Regions from separate parts of the Homo sapiens genome. Here region 2 is linked to region 1. Evidence: chromatin loops called from intact Hi-C (ENCODE). Cell type or tissue: left lung. All regions are shown on one strand. Each heading gives the region's core, and the rest is flanking DNA. Links, peaks and the distances in the headings are about the cores only. Region 1 holds the start of ADAMTS18 (ADAM metallopeptidase with thrombospondin type 1 motif 18). Region 2 overlaps LOC105376775 (a long non-coding RNA gene).

The links. Hi-C counts contacts between places; a loop is a spot of excess contacts. Peaks named below come from ENCODE experiments on the same cell type or tissue, not always from the same donor. Only the 100,000 strongest peaks of a DNase experiment are listed, where the experiment ranks them.
Region 2: a loop joins it to region 1, with 5 times the contacts of the local background. A loop is called at or near these places in 2 of 110 quality-filtered maps.

Annotation. Positions count from the first base shown.
Region 1 is chr16:77,429,762-77,438,234 of GRCh38, forward strand. ADAMTS18 (ADAM metallopeptidase with thrombospondin type 1 motif 18) reads right to left here and starts at 5,273. Exons shown (of 23, transcript NM_199355.4): 1 at 4,845-5,273; 2 at 4,657-4,744; 3 at 1,534-1,850. The coding sequence starts at 4,934. RefSeq lists an enhancer at 4,969-5,469. In left lung, for the core only: no CTCF peak of the experiment used is centred there; DNase peaks (open chromatin) are centred at 5,075 and 5,255; H3K27me3 peaks cover 5,435 bases.
Region 2 is chr16:77,490,232-77,498,704 of GRCh38, forward strand. All of the region lies in intron 1 of LOC105376775 (a long non-coding RNA gene), which reads right to left. Among named protein-coding and RNA genes, the nearest start is that of ADAMTS18, 59 kb to the left of the region's middle. In left lung, for the core only: no CTCF peak of the experiment used is centred there; no DNase peak of the experiment used is centred there.

The DNA of each region.
Region 1 (8,473 bases), core at 91-8,090:
GAGGCTAAATTTTGCTGAAAATAGAACAGCTATAGAGAAATTATTCCCTGCCAGGAACTGCTATGGCACTTTCCACATAAGAAATAATTGAATCCCCACTGCCCTGTGATGTAAACTCTTGTTATTCCCATCTTAGAAATAAAGAAACTAAGGCATAGTTAACTCTACTTAACACAGAGTTAAACAATTTGTCTAAGGTCCTATGAGTAAATGCTGGTCTGAGAATTAGAACCTGGGCAGACTGCTTTCAACTACTGGTATGTGGAATGGGATAGTTTAAGCCACTACGGTGGGTTGTGTAAACTCCTCCTTTAGGACACCGGAATAGACAGAAGAAAGAGAAATACAAAGGGGATGCTAAGTAAAGAGAAGGAGATGTGCCACAACAAAACAAACAAACAAACAAACAAACAAAAAAACAAGATATAGTCATGTGTGCACACACAGGGGCATGTAACCATGTTATAATATATAGGTCAATGGTGAGCCATGTTCATCATTTTAAATAGACCAAAGAAAGAATACCGTGATTGTGGTTGTAATGAAAGGTTTTAGCTAAATTTCAGGCCATAATAGGGGGAAAAAATTAAAAAGTAACTGAAAGTTTCAACTAACAAAGAACATGGGAGTCCGCATTCACCCGTACCCAAGCCACCCCTCTTGCTTTGTGCCATGATGTACCATGTACATTACTCACTACATCCTCACTTGGGCTTTCTCACATTTTCCTTCTTCTGGCCATGCCAGAGCACAATCACCATGTGTCTCAACACACACAAACTCTTCTGTCAATTCAAGACACTTCTCAATCACAACACAGAATGAAATCAACCCAGAACAACATTTACCGCCTCGTATATTTGATTGAATCCTGAGAAGAGTATCATTTACACTGATATTCTTGGCCTGGTGCTCAGCAGATGAGGATTACATAGGGAGGAAATAACACTGGTCCCAAATGCTTTTAAAAGGTTCTGCTTCCCTGAATGCCACATTTAATCCTGCCAGCCCAGGAACACAGCACCCCACATTCTAAAAGGATGTCTTATGTGAGCAGGACACCAGCAACAGATTAGTTCAAAGAAGACAAAAGGCCTCCCTTCAGCAAAGTGAAGGTTGATCTTACCAGTGCTGCTGAATGCAATTTCGCATTGAAATACAGTTTTCCCATTTCAAAGCCATGTAGACGCATGAAGCTTGTTAGATTTATAGAATGCCTGGTCTCCCGGGACATTACAAAGCGAATGGCATCCATCAAGTTAATTTCCTTGGGGATCATCTCAAACATGGAGAATGAAAAGTCCCAGACCATTAAACATCAAAAGATTGTTCTAAATGGTAATTAAAGTTCTATTATATTTTCTTTTTCTGGGAGCACATTAGATTAATTCAATTGAGAATATTAGAAGTATCAAGGCTGACAGTGTGAATGTGTGGAGTTGGCTGGAAGAGCATTTATATTGCAGACATCTGTTCATTCAAGTTACACAAAACACGAAAGAGGGAGCTCAACTCAGACTGGGGTGTACTTACCAAGCCAGCACACGTAGACACAGCGACAGAGGAGGAGCTGTCATTTCTGATAAATCCCTGATAGAAGCATTGCTGCACCTCGGGTTTCTGAGTCTCTGAAGCACCATCTTTTCCAAGTACCTGGACAATAAAGTGACTGCTCAAAATCGCCGAGGGCTTAAGTTCTAAGTGCAGTTCCTGTCCAAATGCTGAAAATCGGTAGTGCAGGGAGCTTCTGGCATTCTGCGCCGATCGCTTTTTCCTGCCGTTGTGCAAAATGTCGTGTGAAATATATGACCCGGCTGAGTCTACTTCTACTGGCGTGACAAAGACGTAATCTGCAATGGGAAAAGTTCAGCTGTCAGCACCCAGAGCCCACAATTCCAAATGGTCTCTTTCCAGCAAGCTGGCAAAGAGCAACACAAAGCTCAAAGATATCTTTGTTCCTATTGCCTTGCACCTAGATCAAATATAATTCAGAGCAGCACAGGCAGCAGAAGACCTGTCTCTACAACTAACTCGGCCACAGTCATTTCTACAGGTGCCCGAAAGCCAAGCACAATTTTGATGAATTTCATGGATGTCTGTGGAAAAATGTAACACCTCTCATTGTCTGGAGAGAGATTTAGAACATTCTTTTGATGTTTAATGGTCTGGGCCTTTTATAATATTGGCCACAGAACCATTCATATATATAAAATTTAATTTTTTTGAAGATAAAGTTAATAAACATAAAACTACAAAATCGGGAAATTTCTTCAAGGAGGTTAATTTCTCTGTGCTTAAACTGAATCGGGAACATTTTGGCAGAGGCAGAGTTTACATTTCAAGTCCTAACTCACAGTGTGGGGTAGCCTCAGATGATATTTCAGATCATTAACAAGCAACAGCATTTTCATTTTTCCAATATTATTTATGTGTGATAAGAAAACTCCAGCACTTGTATCACCCTTAGCATTTTACTGTGAGCTTTCACAGGGATGATCCCATTTAATTGTAAGCATAAAATACAGTGCATGCACAAAAATGCCTCAAAATTGTCAGAACCCTCCTATATAGTCTGATGTATAAAATTGCTCAGGCATGTTGGTGGGGGAGTGTCAGATCAGGGGACACCTGGAAAGGCATGTTTAAAAATACCTTCACCACTGCTCCCTAGAGCAGTACTAATTGCTGAATGTTCCAAAGAGGAGGAGCTAAAATACAATTTGCTATTTGAAAAGCAAAGCCAGCACACTGTTTTCTTTCACCAAACATTGAAGCTGAAAAGCATCATCCCACAAAATGATTTGGAATATGCCCTCTGTGCATTAAAAAACAGCCTGCATTTCCACTTTCAAGGCACAGAATGGGAAACTACTTTGGAAAGTGTTTAGAAAGCTGTTGAATAATGACGAGGTATGTTTGAGTCACTTGGGTCCCCAGTTACTGGAGGAGGAAAAGGAAGAGAAATTTCTCTTTTCCCTAAACAGTCAACAACCTTCCCCCTCCTCCAATAAAAAAAAAAAAACTAAGGAATAGTGGAGCCCCTGTAGCTAGCAAAGATCAATGAGTGATGGCCTAATTAGGCTCACATTAAAAAAGAATTCTCCACAATAGACAATAATTTTCTTCTGTTTATGAACCATCTGTGACTTATTCCTTGGGCAGCTTTCATTTTTATATTCTTTATGTCCTCCCACTCCCATTTTTCTTCTTGACTCCCTCCTTTAACTAAAAATGCTGTATAATTGACATACATATTTTACAATAATGGGGGGAAAAGTTTTTCCCCTCTCTTAACCTTGAAAATCTGAGCCAGACATACAATATTTTTCTTCTCTTAAAAATCTGATACATTGCTTTAAAGGGATGTGGCTCTTGATTATGTGCAATTTCTTAGAGAAAGTCTACCTTCTCCTTCTGTCAAACTAAAACTTAACTATGAAAAAGATTCCTGACATATGCAGGAAGTCTGTGTCTCACCTTCTTGTCCCAAATCATCTGAAACTCTGCCTGCTCTTACTTGGAAGGCTCTGTAGGAACGTTATCCAGCCAGCCTTCTATGGAACCAGCCATCAAACGGCCCCAGACACCTGCTACCAGCTTGTTTCCAAGGGGAGAATAACAGGCTGTCGGTTACATTCGGTTCTTGATGGAAGAAGGGCAGTCAGTGTCCCCTGTAAAGAGTGATCTCTGATTGACCACTTCAGGAGGTGAGTAAGGGTGAGGTCCTTACAAGGTTGTGGCTGGGTCGGACGTGGCCTCCAGCCATCTGATCCTGATATAAGAATGAGGGGTGGTTTTAGAAACTGCAGCCTCTCTGTTTGGACAAAAGGTGAATCCCTTCTCCATGACTCCATCCTGCCCCACTCCCCATTCCCCTGACAAGAAAAGGAGATAACCTTGCAAAACTAAAAATTACAGAATTCTAAAGAATCCAGGTTGAGCTGTAAGGTTTTCCTAGACACCTTGCGTCAGGAATCAGCTGTTCTCCTGTAGCTGATGGGAAACAATCAAAACAAGGATTTCCCTCTGGGCTCCACTGGGAAGTTAATAAATGTCAGAAGTGAGGGATTTTCTGGAAGTTTGTGGCTGGCGAACGTCAGAAAAGATAGATAAAGGACTCAGAGACCTGAAGTCACCTGCTTTCCTCTCTCTAAAAGCAGCCTTAGACATCCGTAAAACAAGGGAAGCAGAAATGAAAAAAAAAGAAGAGATAGAAAAGGAACAGAAGTCGAGAGAAAAATGAGGAAAGATGGAGAGAGGAAAGAGGCTCACATTCTTTCATCTCCCACTAAGAATTAGCTTCCCCCAACAAGAGTTAGGAGAGGGAGGAAATAAGTAATTCCTTAGTTAATGTCCACTTCCCTTCGAATTTCTCACTGCAGTTAGGATTTTTTTTTTTTTCTTGTTCTTCTTAACAAGCCACCTGTGAAGGAGGGAGAGTATTTGCTTTTATGTGACTTGCAGCTCGGGGCGTTGATTCTTTTGATAAGTTCAGTCCTTGCCAACCTTCCCCCCTCTCCAAACAGGAACCATTTCCAAGACAGCGCACACCTGCCAGGTTAGGGGGTGCGCTTTTCCATCTTTTCTCTCTTTGGGGGAAGGAAGGGTCAAAGTGCTGCGAAAGGCCCTTCTTGGGGATGGGGGGCAAATACGAACCATCATTTAATCCGCTGGCGCCGCTGCTGCTGTCACTGGCTAAGGCCGCGGCGACCGACGCACAGCAGAGGCAGCACAGCTGGAGCGCCTGCAAGAGAAAAGGTGACATCGCGCGTGAGGGGCGCGGCGGGGCTGGCGTCGGGCGCCCCCTGCCACCCGCTCTCGGAGCTCCGCTCGGCGGCACCTGCCTTGGCCACGCGCCCCAGTCCCGCCAGGCCCCTCGGCGGGCCCGAACCCGCAGCCGGGAAGGCACACGCGAGCAGGAGGGCGCACTCCATGGTCAGGTGCGGACGCGGCGGCTGCGGGTGGCCAGACGCGGCAGGCGGAGCGCACGGGCGGCGCGCATTCTTTCCGCGGCCCCGGAGCTCGGCGCCCCAGGTGCGGCTCCAGGTGAGAGCCGCCGCCGTTCACATCGCAGCGGGGGCGCGCTGGGACCTCCCCTCCTCCGGCCGCCTGCGCGCCCTCCCTTCTCCCGGCGCGGGCCTGCCGAGCTGCAGTTTGCGGCACCCCAGAGGGTACGGGGGGCTCCCTGGGCCGGGACTGGAGCGCAAACGGTTGGGAGACTGTCGGTGTCTGCCCGCCCGTCTGTGCGTCTGTCTGTGTCGGTGTGAGCGTCTGAGGCGATGGGGAAGACAGCGCCAGCTGGCTCCCCCAGCGCGCCGGAGCCGAGCGCCCGCCTCTCCACCGCGCGGTGATTGGCGACCAGCGGCTCCCGGGCTCGTCCGAGCCCCCGGGCTGGTGCAAGGGCGTGGGATTCCCGGCTCCAGCTCTGAGGGAGGGGGCGAAGGGGGCGGGGAGGCTGGGTGGGAGTGATAGGGAGGGAGGGACCGACCGCCATGAGAAGGAGGGGAGCGCCCAGGGTCAGGCTTGGAAAACGTAATTTAAGCGCACTGGGAGATGAGTTCGGAAGACGAAAGGCTCAGGTGAGTGGCGCGACTTTTTCGCTGCCTGTGCAGACTTCTCATTTTCAACTCTTCTGGCAAAGAGTCAAGATAGCGTCCTCAACACCTCCTAAGTGCTGGGAGCTATCCCCTGCTGTATCGCATTTGCCTCAGGCCCTACCTTTTTCAGGTGGGAATTATTAATTCCTTGATAAAGATGAGGAAAAGGAGGCTCAGATGCGCACAAGCTGACCTAGCTTCCCAGAGTCAGCAAATCTGAGGCAGCCGGGAGGACCAGAACAATGAGCTGTCACTGTCTGCAGCATGTAAAAACTCATGGCACGCGGGGGCCTCCCTCTTCTCCCGGATCTCTCTCTCTCTTCTTGACGTGACCGTGCTTCCCACTCTTCGAGATTGAATCTTGGCCCCAGATACCCAAACCCACAGAAATCAGTTATAACAAACAGCGCACGCCATCACTAGGAATGTGCATCCAGTTTGCTGTGTGCCTGTTCGTTTACTCAAGACATTTATTTGATCCTTTGATCCCTGTTTGCAGAGGTGAACAAAATACAGTCTCACGGGCCAGTGGAAACGAATCTGATTGGATAGCTCGACAACGGTAATAGAAGCAAAATGAACACAAATACTAAAAAGGAAAAGAATAGTCTCCTAAATTAGATGGCAGCAGAATCTAATTTAGATGGGATAAGATGTGTGTGTGTGTGTGTGTGTGTGTGTGTGTGTGTGGGTGTATATATACACACACACATATATATACACACACACACGCATACATACACGTGCAAGGCATCTGTTAGGAGCTGACACTTAAAATAAGGCCAGAGAGAGTGGATCGGTTTTATAAGGGAAGAGGGGAGTAGGATCTTGCATGTTAGGACAGGGGGCACAGCATAAGTGAAGGTCTCAAGGTAGTTAAGTGATTGCCACGTGAAAAGTGTTACAGGCCAGAGGAAGAAGCAAACACAGCAGTTGCTGGGTCAGCTGGACCTTGTAAGCTGGGGCGAAGCATGTTGGAAACCATTAGATTTAAATGAATGTGGGTTTGTGTATGTGTAGGAGGCAACATCATATCCAATAATAAAAAAATGTGAACCATTTTTTGAGCGAGTGTAGGGATTGGACGAGCTGAGGCAGGGTCAGAGAGAAACAAACCACGCAGCTGTTGCTGGCATGAAGGGGTACAATGACAGTGTCTTGCTTGGACCAGGGTAGTGGTAGTGGAAGTAGATGTATTACTCTGCTCAGTCCTGTGGGTACTGAAGTAGTTAACATGAGGTCTATGTCAAGCCTCGATTAAGTGATAGCTCAATACACATAGTCGGTTTTATGGAATGCAGCTGGGAAGAGGTAAACCCAGGCTGTAGCGGCAGAGAAGGTGATGTGTCTGCCTAAGGAACATGAAGCTAAGCCTCACAGAACATCAGGGCTAAACAAATCATTTGGGTTTCCCTACTTAATCTGGTTAAGCTCTGTGGCCTCTGTTTTATAATCTGTAAAATAGGAATCAACATGCTACATCAAAAGGATAGCCTGAGGGGTAAGTGAATATATTTTTCAAAGCACATTATAAGTGGACTTTAAGAAGTGATGGTGTATTTCTGTTATTTCATACATCCTGTGTCAAACTTGAATATACGTCAAAATCACCTGTAATGCTAGCTTAAAAATGCAGATTTCCAGGCCATGAAGCACTGTGATTCTGATTCCATGGATTTGGTGTAGGGCCCAAGCATGCATTTGTAGTAAGCACTTGTGGGTGATTCAGACACAAGTGACTTAAGTGCTTCATATGATTCCATGAAGAACTGGACACAAGAGGAAACTGGACATCAAAGACATGCAGTAAAACACTGCTGGAGGTCACATCACCAAGCAACGGACTGAATAAAACAGGAGACTGGGATTGACAGCACTGTCAGCGACATCATCAGGTGAACACTGACGGAACCTGGAGGGTGAAGGGCTTGTCCACACTCAGCTAAAAATAACCATGGCCCTGATTTGTGTCTCTCCATTAAGATACATTTGCATGAAATTGTCCATATTTTTCTGATCCTCCTCTTTTAGGGCTAACAATATAGGTTACTTGCCATGGTCAGGGCTGAAGTCTCGGAGAACAACCCTTAACTATGCTCTATGCTCAATTGTGGAATTTCTCAATCTCAGCAGTACTGAGATTTGGGCTGGATAATCATTTGTGGTAGGGGCTATCATCCTGTACATTATAAACATAGGATGTTTAGCAGCATTTCTGGCCTCTACTTCACTAAATGCCAGTAGCAGCCCCCAAAATGCAACAAAATGTTGTGAGATTTCCAAATGTTTCCTGGTGGGTAAAATTCCCCTAGGTGAGAACCTGGATAAATAGTACAGATTCCCAGTCCTATTCTGTGACATTTTTTTGTTGAGTGCCCATTTTTTTTTGAGAGTCTAGAGGGCTCCTCTTGAACCTAATGTAAGTAGTTTATCCTTAACTGATTTTACAGCTCTTCTTCCATACCCCAGTCAATCTTTGCTCTCCACAGATTCAAGTCCTCCATGATTGGGCACAGAAACTGAGACTCATTTCTTGCATAGTTCTAGACCTGGAAGATAAAAACTTGCAGTTCCATTCATTTGTAGATGTCTAGTCTCTTTTTTAGGGCTGATAAATACTTGCAAAGCCATAACTTCTGGGATGATTTTATACGTAGTTTTCCAGGAACTGGCCCTGCAATATGTATAAATTGTCTCTAGATGGTGACAGAGAATCATGAGCCCATGCTCCAGTCTTGGAGTTATAAACTGCAAAGTAGCTTTTAAGTTACTTGGGAATGTCAGTCTTACCTGATTTTAAAATGATAAATCTAGGACACTACAATGGCTATCTGAAGTTTGCAATAAACTAATGGGGATATGGGGGGGCAGAGCTC
Region 2 (8,473 bases), core at 338-8,337, 61 kb after region 1:
ATCTCATATAATTTTCAAGAAATAATGTTTCAACAAGTTACCAGTGACTCATTTTGTTTCTGAATTTGTGGCTAAAAAATCTGTTTCTTGTGTTATTCAATACAAGAAGAATGAGCACATGTAAACAATTCTTTCACAACTTTGCAGAGCCTCAGGTTAGACCCTATAGGCCTCTAATCCTCATGCCCTTTCTGTCTGTGTAACAGAGTCCACGTGAGCCCACCCCAGGATCTATGATCACTTCAGAGACACTGTAAAGGGGATTTCAGGAGCCTTCAGTTCAATACTTAATGATCTGACTCTACTCAAAGACCCTGCTTAGAAAACGAGATTTCAGGCTTATCCTGTGACCCTGCAACCAGCACCCAGTACTGTTCCAATAAAGGCCTGACATCCTTCAGGACTGCTGCTGTGCCCTCTGTTTTTCCTGCTCCCACTTCTGCAGTGGGTCCTCCCACCTGTTGCTGAGGCTCTCTGCTTCCCAGTGCCCGCTTATGTTTTTTGGCATTTCCTCCTCTTGTGAGAAAACCTGGTAATGTGAAATCTATCGTAACGTCCCCTGCTTTCACTGACAAGAGAACGGGGAAATACCCTGGCCTTAAAACTACTTTGTATGCTTTCCTTAAACAAAAGTAGACTTTCTTCTTGAAGGAGAGGGGGAAAAAACCTTCCAATTAATAAAAGTTTCGGAATAAGACTTCTAATATTATTCTAATATTGACATTCTAAATGGTCAATGAATAGTTGCCAGTACTGATCAGAAAGCCATAGAACAGATATTACTTGTGAGGCAGAAGAGACCAGGATTTTCTATAAGTCGCAAACTAATTAATTCCAATAAACGTTTGGACTAGGCAGACTGTCCTCATCAAGAAAGAACACAACCAGAATATACAGACTTTCATCCTCAATGCTGCAGTTTTAATCTGTAAGATTTAGGTCATCTGAAATACGACGTCCAATATAGAGATAGATGATAGATTGATAGATAGAGGAATGGATTGGGTGAACAGACAAGATAAGTGATGATGATGATGATGATGATGATGATGATTTTTTTTTTTTGAGACAGTCTCACCCTGTCACTCAGGCTGAGTGCAGTGGCACAATCTCGGCTCACTGCAACCTCCGCCACCAGGGTTCAAGTGATTATTCTGCCTCAGGCTCCCGAGTAGCTCAAATTTCAGGCACATACCACCACATCCAGCTAAGTTTTGTATTTTTAGCAGAGATGGAGTTTCACCATGCTGGCCATGTTATTTCTTGAACTCCTGATGTTAGGTGATCTGCCTGCTTCGGCCTCCCAAAGTGCCAGGATTACAGGCGTGAGCTGCTGTGCCCAGCCTAATTTTGTTTTAATGAACAGATTTTTTCTTTCTCCATCACTACCAGCATTCAAAAATCATCATAAAAAGGGATCTTACAGTACAGAACAGCTACATCTCAGAAAAAGAGATTTTGACATGAGGAGCTGCCTCATTCTTTCCACATGCAGCCACCAGCCAGCAGGGCAATCAGGAATCTGGGGAAAGAGATGTTATACTCCAGGGGCAGGTCCACTCCTCATTGGAATGTGGGTAGAATCAAAGCCCTGATCTTTAGCAGCCCTCTAACCCTTCTGGACTATGGATCCCTCCAGGAGCCAAGGACTTTGTTTGTTTTCCCTGCCTGAGAAGTCCAAAACAATAAAAATTAGCAAAGCAGAAGTGAGGCCACCAGGAGGAATTCAGCTACCCAACTTCTTTGAGCCACACGTGGAGGAAGAAGTTGGACTCCATGCCCCCAAATGCTCATTTGGCATAGAGGAAGACAAAGACTTGCTGAGAAGGAAGGTGGAGGAGGTACTGATGGTGATCATGGTTTGCCTAAACAGTAAAGGCAGCAGCCAAGGAAGAAAATCTGAGACTAGGTCTTGGGGAGGCAAAGGTGATGCAGGAAGTCGTCCAGGGAGAAGCAGGGTGGAGTGTGGAAAGCGTCTTGCATTACATTAACAGAAGCCAGAATGGAAAACACAAGGAATATGCACAGGTCATAAGATACGAGCTCTATCTGAAAGTCAAAAAATTTGCCTGACTTCAGGTCGAGGAGAAGTTGGCCTGTTCATAAACCACCCACTGGGCTGAGATACAACTCTTCCTTCTCAAGAAGCTCAGAGGGAAGCTTGGGGAAATCAAGCTTCTATTTGTGCAACTTTGATCAAAATATGTCACTCATCCTCTGCTGGCCTCTATCCTGGTACCTTCTATGCAGAGACAAAGGCACTCAAAATAATGTTTATGCTCCTCTTCTGACGGAGCCATGGCAAGAACACAATCACATGCCATAGCAGATTAGAAAATGTAGGTGTTATTCTTTTTAAGTGTCTGTAATATGCCAAACTTATCTTCATCCTCTGAGATAGGCATTCTTACCTCCATTTCGCAGACTAAAAAAAATTGAGGTGCAGAGATAGTAAGTCACTTGCCCATGGTTTCATAATGAAGCAGAAGCAGACCAAAGGTTTAGTGTCAGCAAACCCAGCTACACCCAGTTCCAAACTCTATATTTTTTCCACCATAGATTTTAAGGCTATGTAACAAACAGGCTTGGAAGGTAGAAATATTATCTCCCTCTGGAGCCATAGGCAGGCATGGTTGCTGTCCCATAGTAAAGATTCAGGTTCTCCCAGCCTGGGGTTCCCCATTTGTGACTCTCCCTACAGTTATGCGTTGTCCTGTAGGAGACAGGTGAGGACAGCTGACACAAATGTGAAGTGCAGGCTACTTGCTGTACTGGGATTAATAAAGCCCTTTGTCACTGACCCAGGAGTCTCACATCTTCTGCCAACATCCATAAAAGCTTGGGAGACTCACTTGTTAGCTGGCAAGTCGGGTAAAATCTCAGACCCCACCAGAGGAAGCTTCCTGGATAAGCTGGAAATGGGCAGAGAGATCCAAATGAATATCTTCCTATGTATCTTCTGGCCCTAGAACAAAGTCTACATGCCCTCCTGTGGCACACGAGAGAGTTCTCGGGCACCATGCACATCCTTAGGCGATGAAACCTAGGAAATGTCTTGGATAGGTAGCAAGTCATTCTCACCAGGTCCTGGTCCTGAATCAACACCATCATTCCCTGGGCCACCATGTATCTATACAATGAGGGCACCGAGCTAGAGTAATAACATCTGACTTAAGAATGACACACTTCTGAGAGTCTTATGTATTATTTCATTGCATATCAACAATAACTCTACAAATAAGGAATTATTGCTCTCAGAAAGGGAACCAGCTCATCCAGGTTACAGAGCTGGGGTACATGTCTATCCAAATCCTTGCTCATCATCACCATCCCCGCGAGATTCCATCTTCCTCCTGCCACTCAGAAATTCATCACTATCCTTGGAATATATTTCCTTTTGATTATTTAAAACATTTTTTTAGATAGAGAACTTTGTGCTAGTAAGAAAAGGTAATTGCCACTCAGGGTGAAAATAAAAAATTTAAAAAAAAACCAACACCCTTGTTTGGTTAATGAGGAACACTTGTTCAAGCAAAGAACCACTCTGGGGCAAATTAAACTTTATTTTTTTCTCTAATCATCTGAAGTCCATGTTGGGGTAATCCAAACCTCCCCACAGAGAGAGTGCAGTCTGCATAACCCCATTTTTTTTCTTTTTTGCAATTACAGGAGCTATGAGGACCTGGGAGTGACCCAGGTCCCTCATTCTTTTGGAACGAAGGAAGACAAGACGCCCATAAGTTTAGGAAGTGAGAATGCCTTTTGCTCAGCCAAGAGATATAACCAGTTCCTCAGTTCGTGCTGCAGTCAGGATGGAGGCCAGGCTGTAAATATGAGCCTGTCCATTCTTATGTAGCTGCTAGGACACTGGGACTGTCAATTTCCAAGGTATCTTGCCCTCTGACAAAGTCCATTTCAGGGAGGAATCTCTATGGACCCCTTTTGGGAGGGCAGATAGATTGTGATCAATTGAGAGAGATGTTATAACTAATGAGTGACTGTATTACTTTTCTAGGACTGCCCTAACAACTACAACAAACTGGCTGGCTTTAAACACAGAAGTATATTCCCTCACATTTCTAGAGGCTAAAAGTCTAAAGTCTAAGGTGCTGGCAGAACCATCCTCTCTCTCCTAGCATCTCTTAGCAAGGAACACCAAAGGAAATCTTGCAGCTGCATAATTCCAGTCTCCGCCTCCTTCATCACATGGCTGTCTTCCCCGTATGTCCCTGTCTTCACGTGGCATTCTCTTCTCTGTGTGTGTCTATCAGATAGACACACAGATGTATTTCCTCTCTTTATATCAGGACGTAAGTCATATTGGATTCAGGGCCCACCCTACTCCAGTATGACCTCATCTTAACTTACATCTCAACTACACCTGCAAAGACCCTATTTCCAAATAAGTTCACATTCAGAAGTGCCAGGGGTTAGGGTTTGAGTACTACTCGAACAACATCAGTTATTATTAATAAAGTGTCCAAGTTTATCTATTTCTTTCATGTAGTTGTCTTTCATCTATTACAATTAAAAAAAAACAGAGGCCGGGCGTGGTGGCTCACACCTATAATCCCAGCACTTTGGGAGGCCGAGGTGAGCAGATCACTTCAGCTCAGAGGTCAAGAATTTGAGACCAGTCTGACCAGCATGGTGAAACCTCATTTCTACTAAAAAAAAAAAAATATATATATATATGAAAATTAGCCGGATGTGGTGGTGGGCACTTGTAATTCCAGCTACTTGGGAGGCTGAGGCAGGAGAATCATGTGAACCTGGAAGGCAGAGGTTGCAGTGAGTCAAGATTGTGCCACTGCACTCCAGTCTGAATGACAGAGCAAGACTCTGACTCAAAAAGAAAAAAATCAGAATAATGGCATCTTCACGCATCTGTACTCTCTCTTTTGCCCTCTACACTTCAGGCATACCAGGCCTTTCTGGCCTTAGGGCTTTTGCACACGTTGCTCCTGCAGCCTGGGACATACTTCCCAGGGTTTTTGCACAGCTGACTTCTCGTTCTTCAGGGTCATTTTAAAAATATTGTCTCCTCTGTGATGCCTCCCCCTAAATAGCTTTAATCTCTACCTGGGTAGCCCACTCATCTCCTTGGTAACACTCAATATTCATCTATTATAATTTGTTTATTTGTCTAAGGATCATCACCTCCCACCTCACTGTCATGTAAACTGTATGTGAGCAGGAGTTTTAGTCTGTTTTTTTTACTCTTGTATGGACCAACACATCACCAGGAACATAGCAGAAGTTCAATAAATACCTGTCGCATATGTGGATGAGGAGATATTTTTCATAAATCAAAAAAATTGGGATGTGCGTACAGCCAGCAGTCTAGAATGACTCTTAACATCAGCAGGTCCTGGTGCAGGCAGGACATTTCTTTTACTGTATGTTAGTATTTTGTCTTGGTTAAGAATGTGGGCTTTGGACCAGGTGCGGTGGCTCATGCCTGTAATCCCATCAGTTTCGGAGACCGAGACAGGCAGATCACTTGAGGTCAGGAGTTCCAGACCAGCCCGGCCAACATGTTGAAATCCTGTCTCTACCAAAAACTACAAAATTAAGCCAGGCATGGTGGCGCATGCCTGTAATCCCAGCTACTTGGGAGACTGAGGCAGGGGAATTGCTTGAAACTGGGAGGCAGAGGCTGCAGTGAGCCAAGATTGTGCCACTGCATGGAGAACCTGTCACACACACACACACACATACTGTGGGCTTTGAAATTAGACAACTGGTGTCCTATGGCTGGTCTTCCCCACAGTTCCTGTGTGACTCTGAGACTCTGTATCATAAGAATGTGTGATTCTTCTTTCGTAAGACTATTGCATTCATACAACTATTAACAAATATTTGTTGAAGTCTTATTGAGCGCCATGATAAACTAAGGCATATAAAGTGCTTAGCAAAGGCTTTGGCATGTGAGAGGTGTTAGAAAAGTGGGATTTTGCTTAACTGAATACCTCATATGTGAAAGCAGAGCTAATTCAATGGAATACCTAATAGGCAAAACCAGAGCCTTGGAAGGGACCAAGTGTCCTTAGTGTCCTTTCTCGCTCAGGGAGTCTCCTGCTGCTTCATTGTGAGCAGTAACATTTCTACTCAGGAGCAGGAAGAAGGGTGGTGACAGGTGTAAGTGGGAAAATAACCTGAGGGATACTACCCGTGTGAAGCACCATTTGTCACCATTCTGTTGAGTAGTAGGGGTGGGAAGGTTGGCATTATGAACTTGAGAGGTAACAATTCTATCAGCCAGAAGTGAATGCTGGGAAGGTAGAAAGGGGAGGCAAAATAGCACAGGCTCTGCAGTCAACCCCTTGGGTTAAAAAAAGAAAAGTTTCTGCTACTTACATGCAGAGGATGAACAAACAACCACATTCCAAGAGGTTTCTTTGGAGGATAACATTGTATACCCAGGAGGTGCCACATCCTTCAACAAAATATCATACTACATGGCTTCACATAATCCTGACTCATTTCTTTGAGGCAGTCTTTAATATTCCCATTTTATAGATGTAAAAAATATATCTTGGGAGATCAGCTCCATTTCCCAAAGACAACCAGCTCCTAAGTGGAGCGAGGGTTGTGATATGGTTTGGATTTGTGTCCCCACCCAAATCTCGTGTCAAACTGGAAGAGGGACCTGGTGGGAGGTGACTGGATCATAGGGGCTGATTTCCCCCTTGCTGCTCTCATAGTAGTGAATTTTCACAAGATCTGATAGTTTAAAAGTCCGTGGCACTTCCTCCTAGTGTGCTCTCTCTCTCCTGCTGCCATGTGAAGAAGGTGCTTGCTTCCCCTTCCCCTTCTGCCATGATTGTAAGTTTCCTGAGGCCTCCCAGTCATGCTTCCTGTAGAACTGTGAGTCAATTAAACCTCTATTCGTCATAAATTACTCCATCTAAGGTAGTTATTTATAGCAGTGTGAGAACTCATCTTGGGTGTGACCTCTGCATTCTTTCTGCTCCCAACCCTCCATATTCCTCCCATTTCTAAGATTTGTGGTTGTGAAGTTATTGAAGCATGGGCAGGTCAAAGTTCTAAGTGGGTTGTTCAGGGCATAAATGTCTATGTGGCCATTTCTATCACTTTGTATAGGGAATTGAGTTATATGAGTATGCTCGCACAAGGCTTTTCTGAAATGCCACTAGCCTCTTACATGACTCCATATCATCAAAACCACATTAATGGAATACTTTAAGATGAAAAAGGGAAACTTTGAAGCAAAAATACTAGACCAGGTTTGTTCACCTCAGCATTATCAAAATTTGGGGCTGGCTATTTCTTTCCTGTAGGAATGCCCTGTACATAGTAGCATGTTTAGTGGCACCACTGGCCTCAACCCACATACTAATAGCACCCCATCACCCAGTTGGTAACAATGAAAAGTGTCTGCAGATATTTCCACAGTTCCCTTGGAGAGGGGTGGTAAAAAAAAAAAACCACCCAGTTGTGACACAATAAGCTAAACAAACGTAAACTCAAAGTCTTAGTCTGCAACTTTTGTAGCCTTGAGACAGTTGCACACTCTTCATGAGACTGTTTCCTTAGGTATAGAATGAAGATGGCAGTTTCTATCTTGCAAGATAACTGTGAGAATTAATGAGACGATGTATATAAAGCTCATCATTTGCAGGCCTTCAGTAGGTGCTCAAAAAGTGGAACTTATTTTTGTGACACCTTTGATTAGCTTTCATAATGTCCATATTTGAGGACTGTGTTTTCTTTATCTCTGTCAAGAGCAAGTTGCTGTCTTTAACATTGCTGCTTCCCCTTCCATGTAAATAGGTATTCAATATTTATGAATAACATCTATCAGGTATGTTTTGCCCGTTATCTCCTTTCAAACTTTACAGCAGTCCTACAAATAAGGTGGCACTGTCATCATTTTAAAAATGAGAAAGCAGATTTAGAGACATTAAGTAATGTCCCAAAGATCACACAGCTAGAAAGCAGCATTCAAACTCTGACTCAACATCCCAAGATATTTTCTAGACTCTTATCTTTCTTCTGCATGTATCCAACAGGTTCTTTCTGAAAACAGATTCTCTTTCATTCGGTTTACGAGGAAAAATAATCAATTGCCTTAAGAGTTATGAATACATTTTATAAAGGGGTAAAACCAAGGGGCTATCAAAGCACAGAGGAGGAATATTTATCCCCATCTGGAAGATTCTAAAAAGCTTGCCATGGCTGGGGGCGCACACGGCTGGGGGTGCAATGGCTCACGCCTGTAATCCCAGCACTTTGGGAGGCCAAGGTGGTGGATCACTTGTGGTCAGGAGTTCAAGACCAGCCTGACCAACATGGTGAAACGCCATCTCTACTAAAAATACAAAAATTAGCCAGGCGTGGTGGCGTACACCTGTAATTCCAGGTATTTGGGAGACTGGGGCAGGAGAGTCACTTGAAGTTGGGAGGTGGAGGTTGCAGTGAGCCAAGATTACGCACCACTGCACTCCGC